5 separate regions of the Homo sapiens genome follow, and regions 1, 2, 4 and 5 are each linked to region 3. The links are chromatin contacts, found by Hi-C or POLR2A ChIA-PET in ENCODE. All regions are on one chromosome and are shown on one strand. Each heading gives the region's core, a stretch centred on a gene start or an enhancer-like site at or near the end of the contact. The rest is flanking DNA. Distances are from core to core; before and after follow the strand shown.

Region 1 (2,700 bases), core at 39-2,538, 150 kb before region 3:
GATTAGGATGGGGACACAGCCAAACTCTATCAAACAGTAGTATATTTATGGTCAGGTGCTGAATGTATAGACAAGACAGGGAAACGCTAAACATAATATCAGACGGTGCCAAAAAGAACAAACTACTGCACTTCACAACCTGATTGAGTCACAGACATTATATCGAGTGAAAGAAGCCCGATACAAAACAAATACAGTATGATTCTGTTCCTATGACTCCAAGAACAGGCAAAAGTAATGAATGAAAATAAGCATAAGGCTAGGGATGACCTCCGGGTAGAGGAGGGTATTGATGGGGAGGGGTGTAAGGAGCTGTAAATGTTCTCATCTTGACTTGAGGGGTGGTTAGAGGGGTTCAAAATGTAAACGTTCATAAATTCTACCTTTAAGATTTATCTGTTTACCACATGTGCATTTTATCTAAATGAAAGAAAAAGGGCACAAAGGAATAAGCGTAATCGTAAAACTTATGTTTCCATGCATGGGGTAGGCTGAATAGTGGCCCCTAAGAGATGTCCGCGTCCTCAACCCTGGAACCTGTGAATATGTTACCTTACGTGGCATAAGAAACATTAGAGGTTATGACTGAGAATCTTGAAGTGGGGAGATTAGCCTGTATGATCCAGGTGGGCCTGATGCAAACACCATGGGCATTATAAGAGGGAGGCAGGAGAGTCAAAGGTGGAAGACAGAGATGGGATGACAGAAGCAGAGGTTGGAGTGATGCACTTTGAAGATAGAAGACGGGCCATGAGCCAAGTGACAAAGGTGGCCTCTGAAAGTTGGAAAAGACAAGGAAACTGATTCTCTCCCAGAACCTCCATAAGGAATGATGGTCTGCCAATACCTTGACTTTAGCCCAGTGAAACTGATTTCAAATGTCTGACCTCCAAAGCTGAAAGATAGTAAATTTGTACAGTGTTAAGCCACCAAGTTTGTGGCAATTTGTTACAGCAGCCATAGGAAACTAATATAGTGCATATTATTTGCCAAGGACAGAATTAAACCCTTATGATATGGTTAATCTCAATTCATCTTCATAAGTGCCCTTTGACTGAAGCTATTACCATTATTTATCCTCCTTTTATAAAGCAGGAAACTGAGACAGATCAAGTACCACCCCCAAGCAAAGAAAATAGTGAAGCCATGATTTGGGTCCAGACACTAACACTCGAGGTCTTCATCACTCAGCTTTGCCCCTGCCAAGCAGAAACGGCAGCTGGAGCACAGCCTCAGATGGCATGGTCTGGAGGAAACTGGAGTCCAGGCTGTGGCTTGTTCTGCCTGCAGAGCATTCCACCCAGCCCCCTCCAGGTCCCGTGGCCATGAGGAAGTGGTGTGGACTGAGAGGTTGCTGAAATAGCTTTGATGACAGGAGACTTCCTTCAGTGCAGTGTTGAGCATTGAAATATTTCACTTGTGCCCATTGGGCATCACATTTCACGAAGATGTGTTAACTAAGATCACTGAAATAAAACATAATTCTCTCCCCTGGATGTACTATACCGAGCTGCTGCTGTCACTGTGTGTGTGTGCATATGTGTGTGTGCATATGTGCAAGGTGGTGTTGGTGAGGGAGTTATACCAAGTTGTTGGCTCTGTCTCCCCTATTTCTTGGGGATCTAGCAGACTCATCTTTATTTATCAAATGGTAGTCAGAAGGTTGTACAACTAACCTTCACAGAGAATTTCATCAACAAACACAAAAGCCAAACCTGTGGCTCACTGGTTTCCTGAGCTCCACATTCAGCTCTACTGACAACAGGATGCTACTTGGCCAATTAACAGCAGGATGTGCACATATTTCTCTAAACCTTTTGGGTGGTTCTCCCAGTGAGTGGCTCTGCTCTCTATTTTTCCTTTGGACACAGAAGCATACTGGTTAAAACTAAGGGCTTTGGAGACTCAGAATACCAGCTCTACCTCTTACAAGCTGGGTAACCTTGGCAGGTCACAGACCTTCAATACATATTGAGTATCTGAAAGAGGATGTTTTCATTATCCCAAACCCAGAAGGTCAGATCTTTCAAGAACCTCAGAGGTCATCTAGTCCAATTTCCACATTTTATAGGTGGAGAAATTAGATTCAGAAAAGAGGCGAGTAGGCAAATGGCCAAGAGACAAGTGAGTGGCTAATCCAATTGTATGGATAACTGCCCTGTGTAAGGTTAGCTGATCATGAAAAAAATTAAAAAAAGCAGTACCATCAGAAGCATTTCTGGTAGACTATTAAGATCTATGATATGGTAATCATTTGAACAACTATGGTTATTAGTCTTATTTGCAGACACAGTGTTCAATTATGCAGACCACTCTAGTGCATCAGTCCCAGGGAACTTTCTTAGCCATCAGCACAGAGACAATTTTAAATGAATATATGCAGCATTTCCCCAGACCTACTCGTGATACCCAGGAGACCAACTACCCATGAAAAATCAGTTCACTACAAGAGGAGGCATGGGGGCTTTGAAGTACTTCTTATTGCATGGTAGTCAAGTAATTTTTTGAAAAAAGTAATTTTACTTTCTTGCATTCAGGGCTATCCAAAAGGCTATATGCAAATCTCCAAAAAAGCAGAGGTTAGTTTTTGTCTTTGTTCTAGAGAACATCCCTACATAGCAAAATCAAGAACTCATTGTCCATGGATCCTTCCTGATGCTCACAAACTGGTTTTATGTATTTATTTGCAACATGAAGGAA
Region 2 (2,700 bases), core at 137-2,636, 250 kb before region 3:
GAATTCTGTAAGCCACAACCTGTCTACAAAAACAGCCTAGCATGTGGCCAGGTCAATCTGGAATGAGGCTTATGTCACCCAGTACTGACACTGATGCATCCCCTCTGATCCTCCCAGCAAAGGCACTGAGGATCACCTGTCCCCGCTCCCCCTGGCTAGCACACCTGACTGAACAACAGGAAGAAAGGAGGAGCTGGCCATATTCCAAGGTGTCTGAGCCCTGAGTTACAACTGCTTCCTGCTCTGTGATTCCATCCATAGGGCCCATAGCAAAACACCTGCCACAAAATTGACAGTCCCCAAGTGGTTACTCTTTTACAGGCACCATCATTTTGCTACTGGGCTGGGACAAGTTACTTACCTGCTCAAATATCTTACTTTCTTTATTACAAAAATAACCTTGTGGGACTTAGGTAAGAAACAGAGGTAACAGATATAGGATGCCTAGGACATGGTATGTGCCTGAAATCATGAATGAGTAGCATCGTGCAACAGAGGGTGCTCACAGGTGTCTGCTTGTATTATTGCAACAAATATTTGATAAACTTTGTCCTAGAAACAGAATAAAGATGGTCCTCTGGATTGAATAACTGCATTGGTGTGCTCAGACAAATATATTTGTTGATTTCCAAGCCTCTGAACTTTTGCACAGGCAAACATTACATAATTAATTATATTTAATAAAAGTTAGAAACCTCAAAAGATATATTATTTAAGTCAAACTTTAGTGCTTACTTTAAGAATAGGATGTTTTGTCCTTGGTGGTGACTACCTTGCAGGGAGCCCATTTGGACAGGTTGTACCCATTCTGCAAACAATAGATTTCTGCCTGTCACTGCCCAGCTGATGGACAATTTAAAAATGGTTTCTAGTACCTGTGAATTGCAGAGCTACCTATGCAAACACTTTACCGTCTCCTAATAAGAAGCAATGAGGTCTGCAATGCAATCAGGTCTGGAGGGTAGCCGGGTAATCTATTTGCACAGTGTGTCTGTCCCTGTCTGTGAAGGTGTTTATTTTTAGCTCTCCACTGTTTCTAGCACCATCCCTCCTTTGGAGCCTGACAGCCCATTTGAGGGGCCTTAAACAAGCTGTTGAAAGCAAGAAACTGCTGAAAGTAGGAGTCAGCCGAGCAGCCAAGAAGGTGATTAGAGCAGGATTCACCTTAGGTGTCCGAGGTAGAAAGGTGGATTCAGCTTCGGCTTCGACAGAGTGTCAAGCAAGTTGGTCAACAAACTTTTAAAAGCCAGCCCCAGTGACACTCGCCTGGAGCTTTAAAGAAATAATGCCTCAGAGGACCTTGGAGTGTGAGGGCCCCTGGGTACAAAGGATGGCACTGGGCATGTGACTTCTCACAAATGGCAGCAAGCTAGACTCCTGAGCTCAGACTGCAAATGCCAAGGGCAGAAGCAGGAAAAGAAACGCTGAGTCAGTGACGTTTCCACAGGGCCAGCTGGTTGGTGCCTGTTTGGGCTAATTTGGGGCATCAGGAGGTCTGTGCTTAAGGTCACATTCATAATCGTGATAGTTAGTGTCAGAAGGTGACACAACCCAGACAGTCCCTGGACACCTGCAGGGGACAGAGCTCCAAGGTTATGAAAGTCAGCAATGACAGATCTTGGAGCAAGTTAAGTCCCACAGGGTCAAATTCTTTGCAGCAATGAAGGTAAAAGAGGCTGAGGACATTGCCTTTCTAAGTGGTACCAAGTACACTGAGTGCCCTAGATAAATATTAAATAGCAGTGATGACATCATACCACATCAAGTGTGTCGTTAGGACTCAGTAAGTCTGGTTGAGCCAGCTCAGTGTGACCATCAGCAGAGGGCCTGACCCCAAGGATTTTTAGTGTGGAAGGGGAAAATGGGAAGCAAAACAGCAAATACCAGAGACTGTAAGAGCAGCTGCATCTCTCAGGCCTCCCAGGCCCACAAAAGAGTTCATGACCACAAGCACTGGTCAGCAGGCTCTCTGCCTGGGTGTTTTGATTTACAGCAGGCACAAAACTGCAAGTAGTTTCACAGAGTACCCAGGGGAGGCAAAGGAGATGAGGGACCTTCCTCACCAAGGTTCACAATCATATATGGCCCTTTAACTGGGAGGCACTTAAAGCCTTGGAGGCAACGGAGAAGCAAGTGGGGAGTTGACTTCTCAAGAACATCACAAAGGAAGAAATACCCTGCTGGTAGATGTTGCAGAAAGTATTCTCAGCTAATGGTGGGGTTTTGAGGAGTTGCAGAAACCAAACATTGACCTCTGAAAATGGTGGAGCATTTTCCCTGAGAGTTTCTTGGATTCTTCTTTCTGTGCCCAATCTTCAGGTGGTGGGGTATCCATCAAGAGGTGGAATGATTTGTCCAGGTCATGCAGCCAATCTGGCTGAACCCTGTCATATCTCTTAGCTGATGGTGAAATGTTTTGGACCTCTAACTCTAAATAAGTGACATAACTGAACATCAAGTCACTGAAAGCTAGGGGTCAGTCATGGGAAGAGCATGGACTTTGGAATCAGAGTGAACTTGGACTCAAACAACAACTCCACATTCACTAGCTCTGGGACCTTGGCAGAGTCGTTTAGCCTCTGAGTCTCAGGCTTCATGTGTATAATGTGGAGAAAATACTGCCAGCTTTGTCAGGCTAAGAGAGAATGTGTGTCAAGCACTTAGTACAGAATCTGGCAGAGTTGCCATTCAATTAACTGC
Region 3 (2,700 bases), core at 148-2,647:
TATAGATGCAGACCATTCTTCTTAGTAGTATACTCAATTGTAAGGCATAACAAATTTTATTTCCAATATACAAGTAGCAGTGTAACATTACAGAAAGATTTCATTAGCTTTGGAATGTACCATTTTTCTAGCTGTATAATGTAGCAATGTTATCTAATTTCTCTAAGACTCAGTTTCCTTCTTTGCAAAATGGCTTTTTATAATATCTATCTAATTCTGTGGGAATTAAGGAAGTAAACAATATAAAGCCCTTAGCTCAGAGTCTGGAAGTAACAGTAAGCAATAATAAGTTACAGCTTCTATTTATCAAGTACTTAGCTCCCCGGCTGAGTATTTTTTTTTTTTTTAACTCTCCTTTAATCCCCACAACCACCCTGAATGGTGGAGATTATGCTCAATTAGTGAATAAAGAAACTGAGTCAAGTGGAATTTCAACAACTCACCCAAAGTCACATAAGTTGCAAAAAGTCACGCTAATGTAACAATCGCAGTCTCTGAATACTGATGCCTGGGGTCCTTTCAAATGTGGAGCTGATATTACCAGCTGCTATCGGGGACACAGCACTTCCTCTGAGGGGCACTGGAGTTCCTTCCACAAGGCATGGAATGTGTTCACCTTTTCAGGGGAAGCAGTTTTCAAGTTGGGGTTTGATTTGTGACATGTGAGATTAAATTGCAGCATTTCTAATGGAAAGGCTTCAGAGGGCAGGAATGAGCGATACACTGTCATTTCTCCATCTCTGCGTGAGGAACCTTAAGCACTAATGAGATCAGATATGTCACCGCAACTCTCTCCACTCTGCCACAGATTCCAGGTCAGAATATTTTTTTTTTTAAACATTCTGGCCACTTCACTGCCTACCTGCAACTCTCTACCACGTTCCTGACATATAAGATTTATGATAATTTACCTTAGGCAGGGCTTGGAGTTTTATTCCACCAGGTTATCAAAAATGTTGCCAATAATCTCTTTCATATTTTCATAGGACAAGATTATACAAATAATATTCCACCCTATTCTTTCCCTAGAGAAACTTACATATCGATTAGACAGGGAGGCCTAACAAAGATTCAAGAGTCAGTTTGTCCTATGAGCGTGGAAAACACCACTCCTGTTAAAGATTACAGAGTGACGTCACTTATGACTATGCTGTGCAAAGTGCTGGGTTTTTTTTTTTTTTTTTGTATCCTAAGGGGCTTTATGCTTGTCTTTGTACTATTGGTGCCTTGGGAAGGAAAACAAGAATGCATTTCTCAACATTTATGTCTGCAGCGATACTGGGAACTGTGAATGCTAACATATTTTTAAAGAGCTCTGATAGAGAGAAACCAGGTGGTGAAAGAAGGTAGTGAACAAGCCTGGATACAGAAAGGTTTAGAGTAGAACTTACGGGCGCCACCTGCTGGTCCCCTGACACCACTGCCCAGAGCTTCCAGTTCCCCTAATTGGAGTCTCAGCTTTATGGCCAGTTGGCTCAGCTGAATATTATTAAATGATTTCTGTCTTCAACTATGCTTAGACACAGCCTTGGAGACAAGTAAGTAATGCAGAGAGAGTAAAAGGGAGTGAGTAGATGTCAAAGAATGGTTTGCCCATTCAACATATGTGTGACTGCTGTGAAAGGTGTATGGGAGTTTCCCACATCATCTATCAGCAAAAAGACATAAATGGTGATCTTCCTTCCTTTTCCCACCTTCTTTTTTTTTTTTTTTTTTTTTTTTTGAGATGGAGTGCTGGAGTGCAGTGGAGCGATCTCGGCTCACTCCAACCTCCACCTCCTGGGTTCCAGTGATTCTCTTGCCTCAGCCTCCCAAGTAGCTGGGATTACAGGCGCCCGCCACTACGCCTGGCTAATTTTTTGTATTTTTAGTATAGACGGGGTTTCACCATGTTGGCCACGATGGTCTCAAACTCCTGACCTTGTGATTCACCTGCCTCGGCCTCCCAAAGTGCTGGGATTACAGGTGTGAGCCATCGTGCCCAGCCTTTTCCCTTTCTTTCTTGGAGAGAAATGATAGCATCTGAGGAGGCAGGAGCGAGGGGTGTCTTGTGGAGGTGGGTAGTGATGGCAGCCTGCTCTGTAACTGAACATGCAGGGCAACGTGGGGAGAGGGGTGCTGCATGGATGGGGGCAGTGGTGTTTCTAGTGTGTGAGGAAGCAGAGCAGAGGATGAGATGTACGCAGGTGGTGGGCAGTGAAGGCTAATATTGAACAAATGAGTATATATATTAAGGATAATGGGAACCAAGTTTCTGTCAGAGAAGGTATTTATAAATGTGGAAGGGGGAAAAGACTTAGATTTGAATTGAAGATACTGATATGAATTCATGTGGCTTATGTGTAAACATATACACATACCCAGATATGGAAATAATAATAAGTGTGTGTTTGTGTGGACTTATATGTACATATTTCCTAGCTCTGTGTTGACTGGGTCTCAAAGCATTGACATCACAGGAACAATAAGCATGCTAAGCACCCAGATCTTGATTTCTAAAATCATTCTACACGGACAGGAACCAGAGCTGCTTGGAGAAGTGGCTGATTCCAAGGCTGGACAGGGACAGTATAAGATGATCCTGGAGCATCTTTTTTGTACCAGAATATAAAGAAATGCTCAAAGAATGATGGGGAGATCTGGCAAGTACCAACTGGACCAGGTGATCAAGTGGGGATACGGTCAGTGTGGTTGCCTTCT
Region 4 (2,700 bases), core at 181-2,680, 150 kb after region 3:
GTTAATTTTCATGCAGGTGATACAAAGATCGCATTTTGAAAAGCAGATTCAACAACTTTAGATATGGATACTTTGTCTAAAAGGACAGCTTTGGAACCTTCATTGTTCTCTGGGATTTTATGTGTGTGTGTGTGTGTGTGTGTGTGTGTGTGTGTGTGTGTGTGTGTGTGTGTGTGTGTGTGTGTATGGTGGTTTTCTTATAACCACCATATTCTACAAACGAGTCAAGATATCCCCATTATTTCATATCAGGAAACTTCTGTGATCAGGTTGGAAACAACTGAAAGATGTGCAAAACAGCATAACCTGCTGATTTAAAAAACAGAATCGTTTTAAAAAGTTCAACTTAAGCTAAATAATCAGGGTGATGATAACAATAACCACATTCAACAATTCATATATAAGTACTATATGTTAAGAATTAGTCCATCATCATCACCATCAAAGGTAACAAAAACATTACACATTTTGGCCAGATAATTGGGACATCAAAAAGTAATTACTATTGGAGTTACACAATCTGTAGCCATAGTTATCAGCCCAGCTAGGCTCACTGCTTATTTGTTTTGTGTGTGTGTGTTTATTATTTTTAGTCAAGAGATAATTCAAATATGATAAAATTCACCATTTTAAAACGTACAATTCAGTGGCTTTATTATATTCACAATGTTGCACAACCATCACCACTAAGTCCACAACGTTTTCATTACCCTAAAAGAACCTGTATCCATTAGGAATCATTCCCCATTCCTTCCTTGTCCCAGTCCCTGGCAACCACTAATCTACTTTCTATCTCTATTCAGAGCCTGTTGCATAGCAAATATTTTCTATCCCGCTTTAGAATGGCTAAATGAAATTTTGAGATCATATAACCTATCTATTCATATAAGTTTTAGCTATGCTTACTATGCACCTATTATCATTCTGTGCATCCCACTTAATACAGTTTGTGCATTCCCCCATGTCACTAGCTATGCCTCTACAGTATCGCTTTCAATGGCTGAAGGAATTCCATCAAATAGATATTGCATAGTGCATCTAACTAATCCGGTATAGTTGGAATTTACATTTGAATACTGAGTTTTAAAAAATCTTGGAACCAAGTTTAAACATTTGTGTTTTGCATTTCAAGAAGTGATTTCAAAAAGAAGCCACAGGTATTAAATCCTTTCTTTGCATCCGTATATTTAGAGCCTCACATGGAGGTGAGACAGTGGGACAGAGGAAAGCTGAAAGCCTCTGTGTCTATCACCATACCCTGTGTGTAGAGCAATTAGGAGGCTAGCCCTTTTTTATGATAAGGAATTTGGTAGCCCATATGGTGGCAGTCCCTACATAAACTTTCACTGCTTAGAAGTATTTCCCAGAGATTGTATTTTAAAAGTCCCAGAATAGCTGTGTTAAAGACAAAAGTAAAGTAAGATCAAAAGGGAACTTACGTTTATTTGGCATTGTTTGTGTGGGCAGCACCTTATCCACTCACAGCTAGTCTTCGAAGCATTAAACTTTATTTCAACAAAGTGTAACATTAACATCCCAGCCTGACTTGCTTCTGACTTCTAGCACCAAAAATAGAGCCTTTTCTATGACTTAGGTGCAGAATCTACCCGTATAGGAATTAGCATTTGTATGAAAAGAGCTGAAACCCAGCTTCTGAATCAGCCAGGATTTTATTATTTTATTTTTACTACAGAAGCAGAGACTATCCTAATAAATCCTCCTTTCTTCTCCTAGCACACTTAAAAACCCATCTTTGAGCTCCACTGACTCCATTAGGTTTGAACTTTGGTATTAAGTACACAGGGAGGAAAAGAGTAGGTGTGGGGGTGACGAGAAGGAGAACAGAGAGAAGCACAGGAGAACAGAAAGGAAGGGAGGCAGCTTGATGCTACTGCTGCGGTTATTGCTTCACTCAAAAACAATGAAGCAAAAGCAGACTATGTCAAGAAGCAAAGGTGTGTCAAAGACACCCCAGGCTTAACATGGGGCTGCACAAACCCACAGGAAGCTCACATGCTATTTCCTAGACACTCTCTCACATGAACCACTTTGACTTATGTTTCCGGACTCCTTGATTTAGTTTCTGTTTTAGCGTTTGCACAATAATAATTTTACTACTAAAAGTAAATGTCTTGTAAACCAATGGGAAACATATTGTTTGGCAGAGTTTATAATGTCAGGATTTACGGCTCTAACACTGAGGGTCTCTCTGACCTCGAAGATAACATAATGAAACAGCAATGTGCTGCATATGACTCGTTGTGATTTTTTATTAGTTCTCATAATCGCCTCTTATTAATTTGTATGCACATAATAAGCACTCACCTTCACAGTCTGTCCGGCTTCGGGGCCATCCTAGAAGTAGGAAAAAACCAACAGAGGTGAGAATAGATAGATGGTATCTCCTGCTTATTCAGAAATATCACCCATTAATAATTTAGATGCAATTTCATTGTGTGTTAATTTATAGTATTCTCATGGGGACCATTGGCTTCAAATGTGCGGGATTAGACAGTTCTCCATTTCCGCCTGAGAGTAAGTGCGAAGTTATGTATAAAAATGATATAAATTATCCAGCAAGCCAACTCCTTGCTACTTTTCATGCTCTTTGCTCTAGGCTATGGTTTTAATTGCATTAAAGGAAGGCTGAAAATGTTTGGGGAGGTGAAGTATCACACCTTCTGGTTATGTTTAGAGGTG
Region 5 (2,700 bases), core at 176-2,675, 200 kb before region 3:
AGCTAATTATTATTATTATTATTATTATCATTATTGTAGAGATAGGGTCTTGCTTTGTTGCCCAAGCTGATCTTGAACTCCTGACCTCAAGCCGTCTTCCCACCTTGGCCTCCCAAAGTGTTGGGGTTACAGGCATGAGCCAGGGCGCCTATTCGTACATTGCTATTCAAGACACTTTGGAGAGTGTACATGTGGTTGAATAGCTTTATGCTTAGGCTAGCCTCAAGGTGGCCCTGTTTTATTTGGGTTACACTGGCAACAAAGCGCCTTCATACTCATCTTCTAATTTGACCTCATGTTAACACATCTGTGATAAAACCTTATCAGATTTTTAAATTATTATCCATCCAAAAAAAGGAGAGTCTTGACCTGTGTTACTGAGGTTAACAATGAGCAGAGCTGTAAGTAAAATCTAAGTCTTCTGACTCTCAGACTAGTGTGTTTTCTCTTCCTTCCCTCCGTCACTCCCTCCCATTCTTTCTTCCCTTCTCTCTTTCCCTTTCTCTTGCTCCTCCTGCTCTCTCACCACCCTATTCTCTTTCTCAATATATTGATGTTAGCAATGAACCACAAGCATAAGACATTCCTGAACCGACTTCAAGATTTTAGTTGAAAAGTTTTTAGTCCCAAAGAGTCCAAAGCAGTGTCTGCCAGGAAACAAGAAGGCCTGTGTGTGGTGTTCAAAAATGTGAAGACCCCAGAGGACTTACATTTTCAGCTTTTAGAGCAAAGGCTCATGAGTAGCAGCCCGTATGGTGGTATATGGATCTCGGCACTTTGCCTCCCGCATGCCAAAGATCCAGACTGCATAGGGATTTGAGAACTCGCCTGGGCAAAGCAGAGTTTTTAATAACTAGGAGACAGGATGCCGTCTGACAGGTTTCTGTGCTGCCGCTTCACGTTGGATCACACACACAAGCGTGAGTGAGTGGCCAGCTGAAGTCCCGTAGGGCTGCATTCCTACTTGCTTCCTCCTTCCTTGGGCTGCTGAAAGAACCCATTTGTGTACAGTTTGGCTAAGAAAAATCCTGTTGCTTTCCAAGTGATGCTTTGTTTGTTTCTGTTACAAAACATCTGAAAAATCAGCATTTCCCACTCAGCATCGAGCCAAAATTGACTGCTGTCTCTATATAATAAAGCGGCATATTTTGCCTCTATCTTCTAATTGGAAGACAGAAAGTCTCAACAAACAGAACATGTTTATTGATTCAGCTTCATCCCAGAAACTGGACGGCACCACAGGGAACGAGCAGAGAGAAAGACAGAGCGGGCTGACTTCAAATACTTTGCAAATGCTCCTTAGCAGTATTAATGAGCAGGAGACCGTGTGGTATGTTACAACCTCATGTGATGGAGTAAATGAAGGCAGGGCATACTGTTTTGTAATGAAGTGAAGATTCAGTGGTAAGTGGAAGTGCTCATTTCCTGAGTTGCTCATCGTCTTCTCTCGCTGATCTGGAAATATACGCGTTCCCAAAATGCAGAGATAATAAGGCTCTTATGAATGCAGGAACAAGTCTTGTGCACTTGCAGGGGAAAACAGAAATTCTTCAATGCAGTCTCAAAAGAAGCAGTAGAGAGGTAGAATTTAAGGTGGCACAGCTGGGCAGAAGGCAAGAAGAGACTTGCTCTTGGCCCTTGGCATGGGTCTGAATCACCTCTACTTTTCCTTATCTCATCCTGCTCCCTACTCTCCTCAACCTCTCTGCTCATTGTAGCAAAAAAGGCCTGCAATTGGATGGGCCTGGTCTGCAGGGTCCCTCTGTGGTCCCTTGATCATTTCGCAGCCCAGAAGGAGCTTGCAGAGGTTCAGGAATGTGCTGCTAATGAATACACAGAGCCAACCCTTTGGCAGAACCTACTGCTGTCTTGTCTGGCAACCTGTGGAAAGCGGAGGGCACACCTGCTGCTTGCTTGGATCCTGGCCTTGGGGGCCTGCAGCTCCCCTTGCCTGTTACAGATGCTTTTTTATTTGCTCTGCCTGACACCAACAATTTGTAATTCTTGCACACAAACCCCCCACGGTAGGTCAGGGGGCTCCTCCAGCTGCAGTGCAATCACTGCCAGATCTGATCCTCACTCTCACCCAGAACACAGGCAACCTTGATCGACCCTGAACTTCAGAGCCATCAGCAAGGGGCTTCTTTTCCTTTCGGAAGCTATCTGTGGTTCCTAACAACAATGGGGAGAGCCAAGAATCCATGGAAATTTGAGAGAAAGAGAAAGAGTAAAAACAGCATGAGGCATGGAAAACTTTGATTCTGGCAGATCTAGGCTCCAATCCCAATTCTGCTACTTGCTAGAGGCACCGTGGGCAAGTCCACTTAACCTGCCTTAGCCTCGGGTCCTCAGTCCTAAAATGGGGATGATCATGATTCATAACATTGAAGGAAAGCTTAACTCATACAGCCCATAAAAAGCCTTTGGGGACAGAACCGGACATAGATAGACCACATGTTGACATCTGTTCCTTCCATTCACCCCTCACCACCAGTTTTTGATCACTGAGCACTTACTAGGCATTCTATAAATGTCTGAAGAATGAAAAAAATGATTTGCATGAATCAATGAATATGTAATTTAAGGTCACAGAAATGAGGCTAACTGTTGTAATGGATTTAGCACTGAACTAAAAGTTAGATGATCTGGTTTTGAATTCTGTTATTTAGCTGAAGGAACTGCAGAGGATGTTTAATTGTG

The links. Hi-C counts contacts between places; a loop is a spot of excess contacts on that map. ChIA-PET counts read pairs that join two places held with the same protein, here RNA polymerase II (POLR2A). Pooled maps may share reads with other maps.
Region 1: a loop to region 3 is called in a map of naive thymus-derived CD4-positive, alpha-beta T cell, with 7 times the contacts of the local background. The contact joins two enhancer-like sites. A Hi-C loop is called at or near these places in 2 of 168 maps with a recorded cell type or tissue (heart right ventricle and naive thymus-derived CD4-positive, alpha-beta T cell) and 5 of 50 pooled maps. POLR2A ChIA-PET finds 5 or more read pairs at or near these places in 2 of 52 experiments (OCI-LY7 and WTC11).
Region 2: a loop to region 3 is called in a map of heart right ventricle, with 16 times the contacts of the local background. The contact joins two enhancer-like sites. A Hi-C loop is called at or near these places in 4 of 168 maps with a recorded cell type or tissue (PC-3, Right ventricle myocardium inferior and heart right ventricle) and 7 of 50 pooled maps. POLR2A ChIA-PET finds 5 or more read pairs at or near these places in 3 of 52 experiments (BJ, GM12878 and HepG2).
Region 4: a pooled map shows a loop between it and region 3 (2.2-fold over the local background). The contact joins two enhancer-like sites. A Hi-C loop is called at or near these places in 1 of 168 maps with a recorded cell type or tissue (CD8-positive, alpha-beta T cell) and 9 of 50 pooled maps. POLR2A ChIA-PET finds 5 or more read pairs at or near these places in 2 of 52 experiments (WTC11 and activated T-cell).
Region 5: a loop to region 3 is called in a map of mammary epithelial cell, with 12 times the contacts of the local background. The contact joins two enhancer-like sites. A Hi-C loop is called at or near these places in 4 of 168 maps with a recorded cell type or tissue (Caco-2, HepG2, IMR-90 and 1 more) and 3 of 50 pooled maps. POLR2A ChIA-PET finds 5 or more read pairs at or near these places in 1 of 52 experiments (B cell).

The regions. Positions count from the first base shown.
Region 1 is chr3:59,708,608-59,711,307 of GRCh38, forward strand. The region is part of intron 6 of CFAP20DC-DT (CFAP20DC divergent transcript); the gene reads left to right. Among named protein-coding and RNA genes, the nearest start is that of CFAP20DC-DT, 620 kb to the left of the region's middle. Within about 2 kb of position 1,289, at least 2 of the 41 ENCODE cell types and tissues checked have a DNase peak (open chromatin) inside an H3K27ac peak, as active enhancers do.
Region 2 is chr3:59,605,330-59,608,029 of GRCh38, forward strand. The region is part of intron 6 of CFAP20DC-DT (CFAP20DC divergent transcript); the gene reads left to right. Among named protein-coding and RNA genes, the nearest start is that of CFAP20DC-DT, 520 kb to the left of the region's middle. Within about 2 kb of position 1,387, at least 3 of the 41 ENCODE cell types and tissues checked have a DNase peak (open chromatin) inside an H3K27ac peak, as active enhancers do.
Region 3 is chr3:59,856,539-59,859,238 of GRCh38, forward strand. The region is part of intron 8 of FHIT (fragile histidine triad diadenosine triphosphatase); the gene reads right to left. All of the region lies in intron 1 of LOC105377113 (a long non-coding RNA gene), which reads left to right. Among named protein-coding and RNA genes, the nearest start is that of MIR548BB, 760 kb to the right of the region's middle. Within about 2 kb of position 1,398, at least 2 of the 41 ENCODE cell types and tissues checked have a DNase peak (open chromatin) inside an H3K27ac peak, as active enhancers do.
Region 4 is chr3:60,009,046-60,011,745 of GRCh38, forward strand. FHIT (fragile histidine triad diadenosine triphosphatase) reads right to left here. Exons shown (of 10, transcript NM_002012.4): 7 at 2,326-2,355. Among named protein-coding and RNA genes, the nearest start is that of MIR548BB, 610 kb to the right of the region's middle. RefSeq lists a silencer at 1,830-2,039. Within about 2 kb of position 1,431, at least 4 of the 41 ENCODE cell types and tissues checked have a DNase peak (open chromatin) inside an H3K27ac peak, as active enhancers do.
Region 5 is chr3:59,653,371-59,656,070 of GRCh38, forward strand. The region is part of intron 6 of CFAP20DC-DT (CFAP20DC divergent transcript); the gene reads left to right. The region is part of intron 1 of LOC339902 (hCG1813818); the gene reads right to left. Among named protein-coding and RNA genes, the nearest start is that of CFAP20DC-DT, 570 kb to the left of the region's middle. Within about 2 kb of position 1,426, at least 9 of the 41 ENCODE cell types and tissues checked have a DNase peak (open chromatin) inside an H3K27ac peak, as active enhancers do.